Regions from separate parts of the Homo sapiens genome. Here region 1 is linked to region 2. A link is a loop called in an ENCODE intact Hi-C map of the cell type or tissue named here. Cell type or tissue: PC-9. All regions are shown on one strand. Region 1 holds the start of LOC105373071. Region 2 overlaps WNT7B (Wnt family member 7B).

Region 1 (8,000 bases), 110 kb after region 2:
GGGCTGCGGGACACCCCTGGGCGCGGGAGAATCTCCGAGACCCGCGACGGGAGCGGCCTGGGCGCGTGGAGCGGAGGTGGTGGCCAGGCCGGGCGGCGGAGGTGCTGGGGGTCGAGGACTGGGCCGGGCCATCCCGCAGAGGGCAGTGCAGGATCGGCCCTGGCCACACGCGCCCTCCGGCTGCCAGGGCCGCTCCGCCGCGCCGCGCCCTCTCCCGAGGCCCCAGCGGTTCTCCAGCACCAGGGGCGGCGCGGAGCTGCTGTTCTCGCCTTGGACTGTCACAGCAGCCCCGGGACGCGGCCGATCAGCTCCGCTTCATAGAGAAGGAAACTGAGGCCCCGAGAGGTCAAGCACCTCGCCCCAGGCCGCACAGCTAGAAACGGGGAGGCCTGGCTGCGACCCCGCCCTCCGCAGTGGGGACGCGTGGGCTCCTGACCCTACGAATAGCAGGTTGCTCCTGACCCCGCGCCGCCGGCTTCCTCAGGGCCCTCGCAGTCCGCCGCTTTGTCGCCCGTCTGGCCCCGCGCCTGCAGGGGTCCCTCCCGCGCTGCAGGACTTGATCGGGGCTTGGGGTGGGCCGCGGCGGGTCTGGGGTCCTCTGGCTCCCGCGCTTACGGGAGCGGCGGGGAAGGGAGCCCGCCTCGGAAGGGCCCCCTTTGCCGGGCACAGGCAGGCCGGTCCTCCCGCGCTCCTCGCTCCCGGGCTGTGGCCTCGCGTCCCCGGGCCACGGCGCTGCAGCCACGCGGGCGGCGCGAAGTCGTGGAAGGCGCGGACCGTCCTCCCCGGGCACTGTGGGACTGCGGGCCTTCCCGGTCCAAGCCAAAGCACGTGCCGTGGAGCTCGGCCCCGCGCGGGGCAGAGGGAGTGGTCCAGGGCTCGGGAGCGCGCTGTCTCCACCTCCCCAGCACCCGCCTGCCCCGCGCCAGAGCTCGTCCCTTCCCCCATGGCCTACGGGAAGGGAGCTGGGTGTTCTCAGAGGGACCCGGGGAAGGGACGGCAGGGACCTCTCGACGACATGGAAGGAAAGAGGGGAGGAGAGGGAGGGTGGGCACGGGAAGGGGAGCAGCTGAGGGGCTGGGAGGGAAGCGGAGAGTAGCGCGGAGCCAGGCGGAGGAGCGGACTTGTTATTTACAGTTATTAATTGCTGGGAACAGATTGCAGCTGGAAACGCTCTCGGTGCCAGCTCTCGGTGCCAGCTGAACCTCTCGGAGCAAGCCCCATTCGCGCAGGCCGCTGTGAGCGAAGGCTCCACGCGAGCATCTCCTGGGTGTGGGATCTCGGTAACCCCAGGCCTCACATCCTAACATCCAGGCCCTGGAGCCTGTGAGCCTCCTGAGGGTCTCTAACCGACTCCGGCTGGACAGTGCGGGCCCTCAACTTGCCCTAGTATGAGTCATCGTGGCAACACCTCAGAAAATACCCAAGTCACTCCAATTACAGCATTATCAATCGCTGCCATCGCTCTGGAACTCAACCCAATGAAACTGGCGAGAATGCCAGCCGAGCCGGGCCAGGCCGGGAGGAATCCAGTTCTTGGCGAAGGCTGCCGGCCTGGCAGTGCGTCTGCGGCCATGCCAAGCCACAAGCCCTGTGTGGTCGAAGCTGCAGAGGTGTCGGCTCCATTTCACAGTCATGGACACTGAGGCCCACCAAGGCTAAGGCCTGTCCTTCAGCCCAAACCCTCGGGAGAAAACCCAGAGAGGGAAAGGCTGCCTGGGCAAAGCCTGCCTCAGATGGCAGGGGGCGGTGGTGGGTAGGGGGCGGTGGAGAGGGCCGCAGTATGGCCATGCACCGCACTAGTCCCTGGCATGGTGGCCTTTCATGGAGCGTCTATCCTGTGTCGGCGGGGCCATGGGCTGTGCATGCATTACCCCATCAACCTCAACAAAGTAGGTGCCACGATCCCTGTCTTACAGACAATGAAACAAAGGCTCAAAGCATTTGTCACCTGCCCAGGGTTACTCAGTTAGTAAATGACAGCTCTAGGTTCAAACCCAGCCCCATCTGACTCCGGGTCCATGCTGCTTCCACAGGGACTCGCCTTCTGTCTCCTGCCTGAAGGTGAATGTGCTGACCGAGGGCACCGTCTCAGTGCCTGTGTGCACGTGTGCACACGCCACACCCATCAGCAAAGATCCCACTGGGCCCCTGCCTCTGACATCCTGCGGGCGGACAGCCTGGCCCAGCAGAGTGGGGAGGCCAAGTACAGCTGGCCCACCCACGATCCAGTGGTGCTCCATGCTCCTAATCAGTAAGATATGTTTTTGGAATAAAAACCACATCAGCATTTTTATTTTCAAGTTCAGACAAGGCTTTTTTTTTTCTTCCCCATCTTCCTTTCACATGGGTGAGGCTAATCTTCCTGCCTTGACTGACAAGTCTTTAGACTCAGCTATACATTTAAAGAAGCAAAGAATCAATGACCACGGCGCAGGCAGACTTCTTCCTTGAGTTTTTCAGATTTCAGTAACACCACAGCCCATAATTACTAATGCAAAATTAAAAAAAAAAAAAAAAAGATACCAAGACGGAAGCTAAGTGCTTCTTTGCTGTGTGTCCTGGCAAACCAGATGGGGCAAACTCCAGGACACTTCCTGCCCTTCCCTTGGTTAAAGAACGGTCTCACCTTTCTTCCCAAGGACCTTCCTGGGGAGCAGGGCCGGGGGTCCCCAGGTAGATGGGCTCCCAGACTGGGAGCAGGGAGGGGGAGAGCCTGGCGAGTGCTGGTGCTTCCGACGGAAAGATGGACTAATATAATGAAAGGCAAAGATGAATGGGGATGAGGAAGCAGGAGGCGGCAAGGGGAGAGGCGAGCGGGCGTCGGGAAGCTGCTGCAACTGTGCAGGCCCAGGTGTGAGCCAGCAGCTCCAGGGAAACCACTTACAGCTCAAGAATACCAAGAGCAGGCGAAAGCCTCTCTCAGGAGTGGGGAGGACGCCATGGTTACAGAGTAAACATTACCATTTCCTCTCCCCTCCTTAATGTTTTTCAGAGTATATTCAAGTTAAAAGTCTCTCCTCATGGAATTTAACTTGACTTCTATTTAAGAAAAGGTGGGGGTGGGGGAGGCAAATTCAATGCAGTAAGTTTCTTGGGCATTTGTTCAGAAAGGTTTCCGAGAAAAGCAGAGCCTCAAACGCTGGTAGGTGGAGGAGAGGTGGAGAAGCTACCGGCAGAGCTAACTGCACAAGTTACCTCCTTCCAGAGGCAAACCCGAGAGAACAGGCACTTCACTGTGGGGCCTGTTCCGGGCACTGCTGGATGTCAGACACTTGGGCCCACTAAATGTCAGTGACATCCCCTAGTGACTGACAACTCACGCTCCCACATAGTCCAAAATGCCCCCTGGTGGGGGGAGGGGGTACTGCCGCCAGAGAGCTGCTGGGGTGGATAATTGGATGTGTGGGGATTTTCTCACCTCTGGAAGGAGGTTAGACGTGTAGTTGGCTCTGCCGGGAGCTCTTCCACCTCTTCTCCATCTGGCTCACCCAACTCAGCGTTTGAGGCTCTGCTTAAATGTTATTTCTTATAACTTTTCTGAACAAATGCTCAACAAACTTACTGCCTTGAATTTGCAGTAGTGTGTGATGTGTGGGTGTGAGGGGGCACAGAGTGGGGAAGGATGGTGGTTAGAGATGAGGGTGTCAAGAGGCACCAGCTGGCTCATCAGTTGCTTCGAATGCCATCTTGGGGAGGAAGCCCCTGAAGAATTTCAGGTAGGGGAATGGCAGGACAGAGCTGCACTCCAGAAAGATCACTTTGGCTGCCGGGTGAATCATGCTTTAGAGAAAGATAAGATTGATGATTGAGGCCTGGAATTTTCTTTGTGGAAGACAATTTCTTTTATTTTCTTTTTTTTTTAAGAGACAGGACCTAGCTCTGTTGCCCAGGCTGAAGTGCAGTGCACAATCATGGCGCAGTACAGCCTCAACCTCCTGGGGTCAGGCAATCCTCTCACCTCAGCCTCCTGGGTAGCTGGGACTACAGGTATGAGCTACCACCTTGGCTAATTGTTCTATTTTTTGTAGAGATGGGGTCTTGCTCTGTTGCCCAGGCTGGTCTCGAACTCCTAGGTTCAAGGAATCCTCCTATCTCAGCCTCCCAAAGTGCTGGGATTACAGGTGTGAACTGCTGAGCTCGGCCTCGACTTTAATAGATATAGGGCTATTAGGATTTTCTATTTCTTCTTATGTCCATTTTAATAATTCATGTCTTTCATGGAAATAATTTCATCTAAGCTGTCAACATTTTTGGTATAAAATTATTCATAATTTTTCTTTATCTCCCTTTGTAGGACTTGTAGTGATGTCCTATCTGTCACTGCTGTTATCCTTAAAGTGTGGGGTTTTTTCTAGCTGGAGATTGAGCAATTTTATGGATGTTTTCAAAGATCCAGCTTTTGGTTTTATTGATTTTCTCTATTGTTTGACAATTTTCGATTCCATTCATTCTGCTTTTCCTGGTATTGTTTTCTTCTTACTTTGTATTTCACTTGCTCTTGTTTTTCTAGTTTCTTATGTTGGGAACTTAGATCATCAGTTTTCAATCTCCCTTCTTTTCTAACACAGCATAAAGCTCTGCATTTCCCTCAAGCACTGCTTTAGCTGCATCTAAAAAATTTCCAGATATTGTATTTTCCATATTATTCAGCTCAACGTATTTCCAATTTGCTTTTTAATGTCTTCTTTGACCTACAAGTTATTCATAAAAATGCTTTTCAATTTCCAAATATTCAGATTTTTCCAGGCATCTTTTTGTTATATATTTTAATTTAGTTCTGTATGTGAAATCATAGTTATTCTCTAGAATTTCAAGCATAAACATACTACCTTAGGATAACATTCTGAGTGAAGGGACATGAAAATGCAGGTTTTAGAAGAAGTAGTAAGAATATAGCTTTCTCTCAGTATATTTGGGAGTATCCCACAAACACTGCATTTTTAGTCTATGTTTGGTTGAAAAAAACCCATTTTATAAGTGGCTCCTTGCAGTTCAAACTCGTGTTGTTTGAGGGCCAGCTGTATTTCCGAACATTAAAAGAAAGCATGTTCCACTTCAAAATGGATAATGGTGGGTACTACATTTTTCTGTATTTGAATTCTATTAAGATCATTGAAGGAGTGATGTAATTGTTCTATTTTAAAGCATCTCAGCTATTTGTTGAAAATTATATTATTTGCATCTGTAAATACTTAAGATGAAAAAATTTAGAAATCAACTTGATAGTTTGATACAGATTTTTTTCCGTGTTCTTTGGGGAGATGTGAACAAAATGTTTGAAGATAACTTAGCTGAATAATGAATAACAAGGTATCTGGAATTCGGGCATTTTCTTTTTCTTTTAGGATGGGTCAGGCTTGAGCCTACGGGAAAGGAGGTGGCAGGGAGGGAGAGGTGGAAGATGCAGGAGACTGAGGATTGCCTGAGCGTGAGGTCCCTGTGGAAGTGGAATGGGCAGCGTCGCTCACAGGTGGAGGGCTGGCCTTGGAAGGAGATGGGCTTCTTTCACTGTCCAGGAGGGAGACAGGAGCAGGTGGGTGCAGGTGCAGGCTGGAAGGATTGAGGGTGAGAAATTGAGGGAGTTCCTGTCTGAAGGTCCTGGTGAAGTAGGAGGTGAGAGGAGATGGGGGGCCAGATGTTTGGGCAGAATTCAGGTTTTCAGTAGCCCCTGCGGAGCTCAAGGGTGCTGAAGGCATGATGCACGCGCTATGAAAGGAGACTGTTCGACACTCTTGCAGCCCCTGTCACAATTGAAGCTGCGCTTCTTTAGTGCCTCAGTTGGAGAGCCACTGTCTTTTCCCAGTGCCCAGCCCAGGGTCTGGTGCTTGGTATTTGTTGAAGGGATAGATTGCTGGACACGTGAGCCCAGGCATCATCAAAGCACAGCTGTGAGAAAGCCAGGTTGGGCTGTCATGACCAGGCCTAAGACTGCAGTGACCTGCTGCCTGCTTCCCACAGGCGTACCATTCATCTCTCTCCCAGTGCCTGCTCTGAGTGAGTCGTCATAATGCATGAAACCATCTACGGCAGTGGGAACACGTCCCAGGGGTTAGTGGAAGGTGCAGATCGAGGCGGACCCAAGTCCTTGGAAGGTTTCCTGACAGGGGGAGGGCACTGTGGCCGGGCTTTAAAGAAAGAGCAGGTTTTTGGTGGGGGAGAACAATGTGAATAAAAGCCCAGAATAAGGACCCACACAGATCCTGCCAATGGAAGCAGGTGGGGCTCTGCCATCCTCTGCTGCAGCAGGATTCTCTGTGCACTCCACCCCGCCCCCCACCCCACTCTGCAGGAGCCCCAGCACGGCGGCTGCCATTTGCTCAGCATCTTCTTTTTTTTGTTTGTTTTGTTTTGTTTTAAACAATATTATGAAATGGTCTTGTTTTTTTTATTTTTTTTTATTATACTTTAAGTTTTAGGGTACATGTGCACATTGTGCTGGTTAGTTACATATGTATACATGTGCCATGCTGCTGCGCTGCACCCACTAACTCGTCATCTAGCATTAGGTATATCTCCCGATGCTATTCCTCCCCCCTCCCTGCTCAGCATCTTCTAAGAGCAAGGTACCCTCTGGAAACCACCGGATGGAATCCTGACCTCGATTCTGGTTTGCTGGAGGGATGGTCTGCCTTTAGTGATGTTCAGGCCTTCAATGTATTGGATGGGGCCCGCCCCCGTTGGGGAGGGCCCTCTGCTTTATGGGGTCTACCAATTCAAATTCAATTCAAATGTTAATCTCATCTAGAGACACCCTCATGAGCCCAAAATAATACCTGAACAAATATCTGGGCACCCTATGGCCTGGTCAAGTTGACACATAAAATGAACCATCACACCCTATGTCCCGTGAGAATGCAGGGGTGATGTGCGCGTACCTTCTCATGCGGGAGCACTGGCATGGGCGAATCTCACAAAGGGGCACTGACGCGGGCGGGCCTCACGTGCAGGCAAGTCTCAGCAGGGAGGATGGAAAGGAGGAGGGCGCAGGATGGACAGGAGGCTGCAGCTGGTCACCAGGGAAGCGACTCAGGCCTGGCACTGGCTCACCTGGGCCCCACGTGAACTGCACGTTCAAAGTCTGCACCCCACCGGGCTAGCTCCGGTGAGAGTAGGGACTGGGCCTGTCCTATGACGCCTGGGCATGTTTACTACTGTCGTGGGCTGAATGGTGTCCCCCACCCACCCCCTACAATTCATGCGTTACAGGACCTCAGAATGTGACTACATTTGCAGACAGGACCTTTACAGAGGTCATTAAATTAAAATGGGGCATTAGGGTGGACCCTAACCCAACCTGACTGGTGTCCTTGTAAGAAAAGGGGATGTGGACACACAAGGAGACCCCAGGGGCACAGAAGGACAACCAAGTGAGGAGGTCGCAAGCCAAGGAGACAGGCCCCGGAAGAAACCAGCCCTGTCGACACCTGGACCTGGGACTTCCAGCACCCAGACTGTGAGAAAATTCATTTCTATTGCCTAGTCACCAGTCAGTGGTATTTTGTGACGGCAGCCTGAGCTGACTAATACAAGTGCATAGTTAGTGCTCAGTGTTTGCTGAAGGTTGAATCAATAAGCGCTTTCGCCCCAGCCCTGGGTTAGCTCAGTGCAATGCAGGGAGGCAAATGTGAAAGGGCCCAGAGCCGTCACAGGAGCAGAGGGCTGTTCAGGAAGTCTTCCTGGAGAAGATTTCTGGGGGCACACCCGGTGGACACAGGTTGGGGAGGTTCTAGGTGGGGGCTCGCGTGGGCGTCAGCCTCGAGCCAGAAGAGACCGCCAAGTGCTTTGCGGCTGCTGCATGGTCACCTGCCAGAGAGGGAGGGCTGGAGGAGGGCTCGGGACGCACCTCATGTGCCTCTCTAAGGAGTCTGGGCCATGTCCTGAGGGCAGCGGGAGCCTCCAACAGGAGATTCTCAAGGAAGATACCTCTAGTGGCTGCAGATGAATTGGGCAACACAAAGCTGGCACTGCAGGGCAGAGGCGGGAGGCAGCCTGGCCGAGTG
Region 2 (8,000 bases):
CAGACCGCCCAGCCTTCCCTTGTCTTGCCATCTTCCTGCTTTGTGCTGTGATTCAGATGTAAAGGGATGGTCATGTGGAACCAGAATTGGCTAACGACAGGAGGTGGGACACTAGACCTATGTTTCTGGGCTTAAACAAAAAATAAAAGGAACTCGAGGAGGGAGAACGTCTTTGTAGGTCTACTTCTCCACAAACCCATCCCCGCCAACCGCTCAAAGGAGAGCAAAAGAAGCAGGATGGGGAAGCCAGAGTGGGGAAGCCTCTGTGTGAGGAGAGCAGCACCTGCTGGCGATGCCTTCCCACTGGCGGCCTCTCCAAAGAGGTGCCCAGGCAGGGTCGTGCAAGCTCAGCACCAGCACAAGGCTGGGCCTGGTTAGCCATGGCAGTGCCTGTGTGCGACCCACAGCCAGCCTCCCTAAACCCAGGGCACACGGGGGCAGAGGCTCAGGACACTCAATGCATCTGTGCACACACACCTGTCCTCACAGACTGCCCACGCTCCCGCAGGCACACACAGGCACATGTAGGCACATGCATGCACACACGCGCATACGTTGCCGAGCACAGCCCCCCAAGAGGAGCACAAGCCTCCGCGCAGTTCCCCCGGGGAGCCGCCCCCACGTGCACCTTCTGGAGCCAGGCCAGAGCTGTGTGGCTCCCTAAAGGTGGGGGTACGGGTGTCCCAGCCAAGGCAACTTGGGCAAGCCCTGGAGGCGGCTCCCACCGCACGCTCCGGTCAGCCTCCCCTTTAAAAAAACCCGCCGGGGGAGGAGGCGGATGTAGGGGCGGCCCGTCCAATGGCAGCTGCGCGCCTCGGGAGACTTGGAGAAGTGAGCCAGAGCGAGCGACAGAGCCGGTTCGCACCGACAGACGGACGGAGGTCCAGACCGCAGCCAAGGCGCGCCCGCTGCCCCCGGCCGGGTCCCCGCCCCGCACTCCAGCCCCAGCTCCCGCCGCTGCCCCAGACCCAGCGCCATGCGCGGCCCTAGCGGCGGGGCACGGGCGACAACTGCGCCCGGGCCCACGAGACCCGGCCCCTAGCGCCCAGCGCCGCCGCCCTGCATCGGGGAGCTCCGCGGGGACCCCGGCCTCAGCTGGCCCAGGCGCCCGGCCCGCGGAGCCTGTTCAGCCCCGCCAGGCACGCCGGCCCACCATGCTTCTACTGTCGCCGCGCAGCGCGCTCGTCTCCGTCTATTGCCCGCAGATCTTTCTCCTCCTGTCCAGCGGCAGCTACTTGTGAGTGCCGCGGGCGGCGTGCGGGGTGGGCGGGTGGGCTCCCCCCGGGCCTCCAGCGCTGGAACCGGGCGGGCAGGGAACGCGGCAGCGAGGCCCCTGGGCGGGGCACCGGGTGACCGTCGCGCGCGGGAGCCGGGGGACTTTAGGTCGCCTCGCCAGCCTAAGCTGCCGAGGTGGAGCACTTGGCGGGCAGCTACGGCAGTGAGAAGTCCTGGCTCTGGGGTCAAAGAAAGGATGGCCTGAGAGCGGCTCGACTGCGGGAGTAGAGCAGGCTGTGCACGCCCAGCGCGAGGGCCCGCGGGCACGCGAGCGGCGCCGAGATTCCCTGCGCGTCCCAGCAGAGTCCTGGACCAGCGGGGGACCCCTCCCCATATTAACCCACGCGGCGCGCAATACCATGCCACACTTGGGAGAGCCGCACTCACACACCCGCTCCCTCGTGCAAACACCGGCATGCACGTGCACGCCGCGCTTCACCGGACAGCGCCCGGACTGTACCCCGAAGTCGCTGCGGCTTCTCGCGCCTTCCTGCCGCGCTGGGTAGCCTGATCCCTGCCCCTGCCGAGTCCTCACCTGGGGGCGAGGAGGACGCGCATTGCGTGCTGGCGGCCGCGTTCGCCCAGTTGTCTCGGCCAAGGGAGAGCGCGGAGCGTGGGCGCGCGTGTGTGTGCCCGGCAAGGCAGAGCCCACGGGGCTCTGAGAAGCTCCGGGCAGGGCCGAGTCCAGCCCAGTGAGCCCAGGGGGCGCGCAGTGGTGGCTTCGCCGAATTCCTAATGGGACGCATATGCTCTGGCCTCTGACTTAAAAAGAAGTTTCATTTATGGAACCGCCGTTTGGGGGAATTTAAGCTGGATGCTACTGATTAAACCTCAGAGCCTGCTCTCCCTCCCCTTCTCTTCCCTTCCCCCTCCCCCTCCTTTACACGCGGGCCACGTCCGGGGTCGCCTGACGCGGCCAGAGGGGGCAGCCGCTGCCTTCCCGCTCCCTGCGCCACCCCCTCCCCCCATGCGGTTGCAGTCCTAATACATCGCCTCGCCCCCACCCCCATTTAATAAAGACGCAGCCAATTTCTCCTCTTGCTCCTAGGAAATTACTATCCTACCAGTTTTCCTTCTATAAATAGTCGCGCATCTTGAAACAAAAGTTCGCAACCGCAGCCAGATGCTGCGAGGCCCGCGGTTTCCCGGGCTGTGGGACATAATTACAAGGTCCGGGCACAGAGAGCGCTCCAGGCCCGGCGGGCAGCCCCGGCTGCGGAGGCATCGCCTGAGGGGGGCGGGGCAGCAGGGCGCATGCGGGTGGGGACCGCCTGAGCAGTGGGGACCCAGGCTGATAAAGTGCCAGGGTCCCTGGGTCCTGCTTCTGGTGTCCTTTCCAGGAACTGGATCAACCAGGGGACTTTGGAATTTCAGCGTCTAGCGGTTGGAGGCCAGGAAGCCTCCCCCTCCCCAGAATCCTGGCGTTTCAGCCTTAGGCCTTGCTAGAGAATTGGCAGCTCCGGTGCTTGGGAAATCAGTTTTGGAGCCGGCTGGCTGAGGTTCGGTGTTCATAGAGAGGTGTCCGGGGTGGGAGACCAGGAGTCCTGCGGAGGTGGAGGCAAGGGAAGTGGGGGGGTTGGGGGTTGGGGTAAGGGTCGGAGAGAGGGAGGTGCGCAGGGGCCCCAGAAGCCTGGTGGGAGTTGATGCCAAGGCAGCAGTGAGGGGCCTCTGGGGCAAGGTGGTGCCCAGTGTACCTCTGCAGACCCCGGGTTTACCTCAGGGCTGGCCCCTCATCCGGGCCTGCAGTGACTACCCCCGCCAGGCTTGCTCCTGGAGTGTGCACTGCCCAGCTGTGTTGGCAGAAATTCTCCTAAGGAAACAGTTTTTCCAGGCATCCCTGGGCCAGTGCTGGGGTCTGGCCTGGGTCGTCGGGGACAGGAAGGCAGACTGCATCCCTGACTTGCCCTCAGTAGCTCCTGCCCCACAGGGAGGAAGACGCTGACGCCAGCCTTCCCCAAGCGGAGAGGAACCCAGACACGTTCCCGGAGTGAGGGGGGTGGGTCTCAGATTTCCCTTGCCCGGTTTGTTTGGTGGGCGCAAGGCTGACCATAGATGGGAGTAGGGCCTGCGCGATTCGGTTTGAATGAAAGCATGCAAAGTGAGAAGACCTTGGTTTCGATGTCTCTGACCCGATGGCTGCACTTGGGGGAGGCAGCCAGCAGCAAGTGCTTGGAGAGCTGTGAGAGGTGGGGGTGAGTGTCAGCCGACCCTCAGCACTGCAGGCGCACTCGATGGCATTGGCCTTTGGATCTGAGGATGCCTGGGCTAGGAGGGTCGCTGGGTGGAGGCTTCATTCTGCTCCAGAGAACTTTCAGGAGCTTTCCAGATCCCATTGCTGGGATCCCAGACGCTGGCTGACAGCTGATCCTCCCCCTTTCATCTGGACTGCTCCTCTAGCTCCCTGTCCTGGGCTGTGGTCGGTGCACACCGAATCCCAGACGCATGCCTGGGCCCCTGCCACTGATCAGGTTGGACGGGTGTGTTGGCCTGGAAGCGCCCTGCGCCCCTGCTACATGCTGACTTGCAGCCGTGCTAGGCGGCTCTGGCCAGCCCTCGCCTTCTCTGTGCAGAGCTCTGTTGTCAGTGCAGGAGCTCCCAGGGCCAGCGGGGGTCAGTAAGGGCCCAAGGGAGGGCAGGTAGGGGACTGCAGGCCAAGAGGAAGGCTTGTGGTGCTGGGTCAGCTGCAATGGGGGCCTGGCTGAGGCCTTGACCAGGACCAGGCTGCGCTTCTGTCCCAGGCAGGTCTCTTCCGCTCTCAGTCTTCCTCTCCCAGATGTGGGGGTTGGCTCTGACGACCCCCCCAGGTCTTCCGGTAGGAGCCTGTCATGGTGACCGCCTGCTCTGGGGAGCCAAGTGAGTCATGGGTGACGGGGCGGTTACTCACCGACCACCTGGCTGTGGCAGGGTGGGGGGGCACTTACCACGGCCCCGCCAGGCCAGGCCTCTTCCCGGCTCCACCGCTGTGGCTTTGTCAGCGGTGCCAGCCACAGTCCCAGAAGTGCTGTGGCCATGACCCTCGAGGGGGAGGAGATGAACCAGGCCTACTCCCATGGCACCATGGCCCGTGTGGGGACAGGATGCGCCCCGTGGCTCAGGCGTGTTCAGGTTGCCCTTGGGGGAGGGGCAACTCCCAGCCTGGAGGGTCTGCGTCTATCCAGGTCTGGGAGGGGCTCTGCTGTGTGCCCTGAGCAGGTCCATGAGCCTCTCTGGGCCTCAGTCTCCTCATGGGTCACTTGGGATGGTGATCCCTCTCCCAAGGCTCAGATCAGGCCACGTGTAGTTGGCACTTGAAAGTGTAGAACGTTCCATAGAGGGTGTGCATGTGGGGTTCAAGCTGGGAAATCTGATGAGATCTCAACTGGGGACCCCCCACTGGAGGTGGGCAAGTGGAGCCTCCCTAATCACAGGAAACTCCCCAGAACTCATCACCAGGTGGACGAGACCCAACAACCATTGGCTAAAGGGGAGAATGTGCATCCTGGACCGTCTGTGTGCAGAGGGAGGACAGGAGGTCCTGGGGTGACGCTGGACTCCACGGTTGTGCACTGAGGCCTGTAGGATAATGCGCCGTTTTCTAACATGGTTTCCCGTGAGGCCAAAGGGCATGATAGTGACTCAGATCTGGGTCCTCATCCTGACTCCACAGGGCCCTCACTGCCTGGCTGTGTCCCAAGGCCCAGCTCTTCCCTCTCCAGTGCAGATCACGGGAGCACAAACCTCACCGGGTGGCTGTGGGAAGCTCTAGCTTGATGCCTGGTGTGGTCGGTGTGCAGGAGACAGGCCATTCTCAGCTATCAGGAACAGGGAGGTTGGCCACAGGCAGCACAGAGGGAGGCCCAGTGGCTGTGTTCATTCAGGAAGGAGTGGTGGACCCCCTAGGGCATCTCAGAGGGCTTCCCAGAGGAGATGACTCTCAGACAGGGTTTTGAAGGATGGATAGGAGTTGGCCAGACTAAACAGGCACATGAAAGAGACCCCTAGAAGAGGGAACAATACTGTCAAACACATTCACCAGGGGTTCCCCTCCAGGGAGGCTCAGAACATCTTGCTGAGGTGGGCCGATGGGATGCCAGGATCCAGAGAAGAGGCTGTTTCCCAAGGTCACCTTGGATCCCAGGGGTTCAGCCCTCCCAGTTCCAGCTCCTCACCCAGTGCCCGCGCTGCCTCTGAAGGGAAGCTCCCCCTATGCAGTCCCACGGGGAGTGGAATCAGGGTCTCCCAGGGCCTCAGGCTCCAGCCAGCAGTTGGAGGTGCTGATGGGGGGCGAGGTGATGATCATGAAGTTGGTGATTTTTGAGGCGCCGACGGCACATTATTGTTCCCTCATTCACACACTTCCCTGGGCTCCTCTGGGGACACAGTGGACAATGGCCAAGCAAGTCACACTCCCGCCCCTTCCCCTCCCACCCACCACATCCCCGGAGGCTTGAGTCACCCTGGCAGGGCAGGTGGGTGCCTATGGGGAGCCCAGGGCCCCTGCTTGGGTGTGGACCAAGGCTCTGTTCTCGGAGGACCCTAACAGACCCTGGGTGTGGCATAGCGGTGTTGGATGAGGTAGAGGGCTCGGTTGTGGGTGTCTAGGCCATCGGCCCAGGGCCAGGGTGCGGAGCCAGTGCATTCTGGAGGACTTCCCAATTGGAAGGGGCCACATGCAGTGGGAGCCCCAGAACTAGGACCCACATGCAGTGGGAGCCCAAGCCCTCACGGCTCACACTGCTCCCTGTCATCCCCAGCAGATGGAGAGGCGGTAGCAGGCTCCTAAGGCTGCCGCCCTACACAGCCTTGGGTCCGGCTCAGATGGGGCTCAGCTCCCCTCCCAAAGGGACAGGAGGCCGGGCGCCCTCCCTTGTCAGATGAAACCCCGGCCCAGGGCTCCTTCAGCCTGATGAAAGGGTCATTGTGTGGTGCGGGCCGCCCGCTGGCCAAGGACAAAACCACCGTTTGTCCTCCGTCCCTGGCGCAGGGCTGGGGGCCTCACCTCAGGCTGGCCGGCAGGGTGGGGGTGGGTACAGGTGCGCTCCCTCCCCCCTTCCTTGTCTTCCCACTCAGCCTGCCTGGGGCCCCTCCCCCATCCCTGCCCCTCACCCAGGGCGTTCTTGTCCTCTGAGCGTGGGTCCTGAGGCTTGGGTCAGCTCCACTGTTGGCAGAGAGGCAGTGAGTTCTCCAGCCCCGGAGGCATACAAGCAGATGCAGGAGTGAGGGCCGGGGATGCTGGGGAGGGTCCCTGCCTGGGCAGAGAAGCAGCGCTCACAGGTTCTCTGTGCAAGCAGCCGGTGGAGTGGTTGGCCTTTCCAGAGGCCATCCCACAGTCTCAGTAGTAGAGTGGCAAGTGAGGCTTGGCACAGGGCCATCGACACTTCCTCCATCCCCAGGCTGGAGCAGGTGGCAGCTGAGGTGCTGGAGCTGCCACGAGGCTGGGTCTGAGGCTGTGTGCAGAAGACACTAACGTCCTGCTCCCCCAAGCAGCCTTTGCAGCTTTAGAGTGTGAAGCCTGCAGGTGCCTGGAGCTGGGCCTGGGAGGAAGCCACCGCACCCGACGAGCAGCTTGCCGGGTGTCAGCAGCAACGGAGAAGAGCCCGAGTGAGCATCCCCTGGAGTCCTATCCCATGACCCCTGCAGGCCTCTATCGCTTTCTGGAGCCCTCCCGCACTGTGATCCCTGCTCCAACCCTTCCGTGCCCTGTTGGAGCTCTGAATGGGCCAGGCCGGAGGGAGCCCGGGCACAAGGACTGGTGGTGTCTCAGCTGGCCTCCGCGCAGTGGGTATTGGCGTGGCCAGGGTGAGGAGGCATCCAGAGCTGAGACTTAGGCCCGCGCAGTCCCACGTGGTGAGACAGATGGCAAAGCCCCTTCCAATTGGGAAGTCCTCCAGAATGCACTGCCTGCCCTGCAGACCCCCGCCTGGGGGACACAGGATGAGGCATTCCCACTTCTGGAGGACTCAGTTTCCCCCAGAAGGCCCTCCCTAGTGGGACTGACGTGTGCACAGTGCCCAGGGTCTGCTTTGGAATCTGTGTCCCCCTCGGGCTGCCAGAGAAGGGGAGCTAGGAGAGGCCCGTCTGCCTTGGTAGGTGGTGGAGTGAGGAAGACGAGGTCAGGGTGCAGAGTCACTCGCCCAGGTCAAGCAGCTGAGCCCAGATTTGAGCCCAGGGACTCCTGGCTGTCGGGTCCATGCCACTTGTCACGGTGTTTTACTAAGGCGGGTTTCCAGCCTTGGGCGGGCTCTGTTGCGTGTCCCGTTTCCTGCCTGTCCTCTCCAGGCAGAAACCAATGCCTCCAGTTGCTTAGAACTGTGTGTTGACCAAGAGTCCCCGGGGCCCTGAGCGAGGGTCTCAAGGTTGCAGGGGCTGCCTCCAAGTTTAGCTTTGGGACCAGAGGTGCAGCTGTCCTGCGGGTATGGGAAGCCCAGAGGCCTTCTGTTCTGGGTCTTGTCCTGCTTTCGCCCCTGACCCAGGAGCTCTGAGACCAGCCTGGCCAGCTTTGTTGGGTCAGCATGTGTGTGGTCCTGGATGCCCAGGTCCTGTTCCTGGCTCAGCTGTGGGCTTGCGGCAACCTTGAGGGTATCCCTCCCCTTCTCTGGGCCTCAGTTTCCCCATCTGGGTGGTGGGTCTGGATGCTCCCCCAGGTCCTCTTCCTCCCTCCTCCCCTTCCTGCTGGCTCCACCACCACCCTGAACTTTCCCTTCATGCCCACAGCGTGACGGCAGCCCCCGCGGGTGGGTTATCAG

The links. A loop is a pair of places that touch in the nucleus more often than their neighbours do. Peaks named below come from ENCODE experiments on the same cell type or tissue, not always from the same donor. Only the 100,000 strongest peaks of a DNase experiment are listed, where the experiment ranks them.
Region 1: a loop joins it to region 2, with 8 times the contacts of the local background. A loop is called at or near these places in 91 of 110 quality-filtered maps.

Annotation. Positions count from the first base shown.
Region 1 is chr22:45,859,441-45,867,440 of GRCh38, reverse strand. It overlaps LOC105373071, which reads right to left and starts at 692. Exons shown (of 6, transcript XR_007068133.1): 1 at 1-692. RefSeq lists an enhancer at 1-98. In PC-9, CTCF peaks have their summits at 3,159 and 3,358 (motif pointing left); DNase peaks (open chromatin) are centred at 3,330 and 7,520.
Region 2 is chr22:45,965,392-45,973,391 of GRCh38, reverse strand. All of the region lies in intron 1 of WNT7B (Wnt family member 7B), which reads left to right. Among named protein-coding and RNA genes, the nearest start is that of WNT7B, 7.8 kb to the left of the region's middle. RefSeq lists enhancers at 3,989-4,283, 3,894-4,797, 3,617-4,816, 5,513-6,409. In PC-9, a CTCF peak has its summit at 3,851 (motif pointing right); DNase peaks (open chromatin) are centred at 3,841 and 4,131; H3K4me3 peaks cover 1,170 bases; H3K27ac peaks cover 1,595 bases.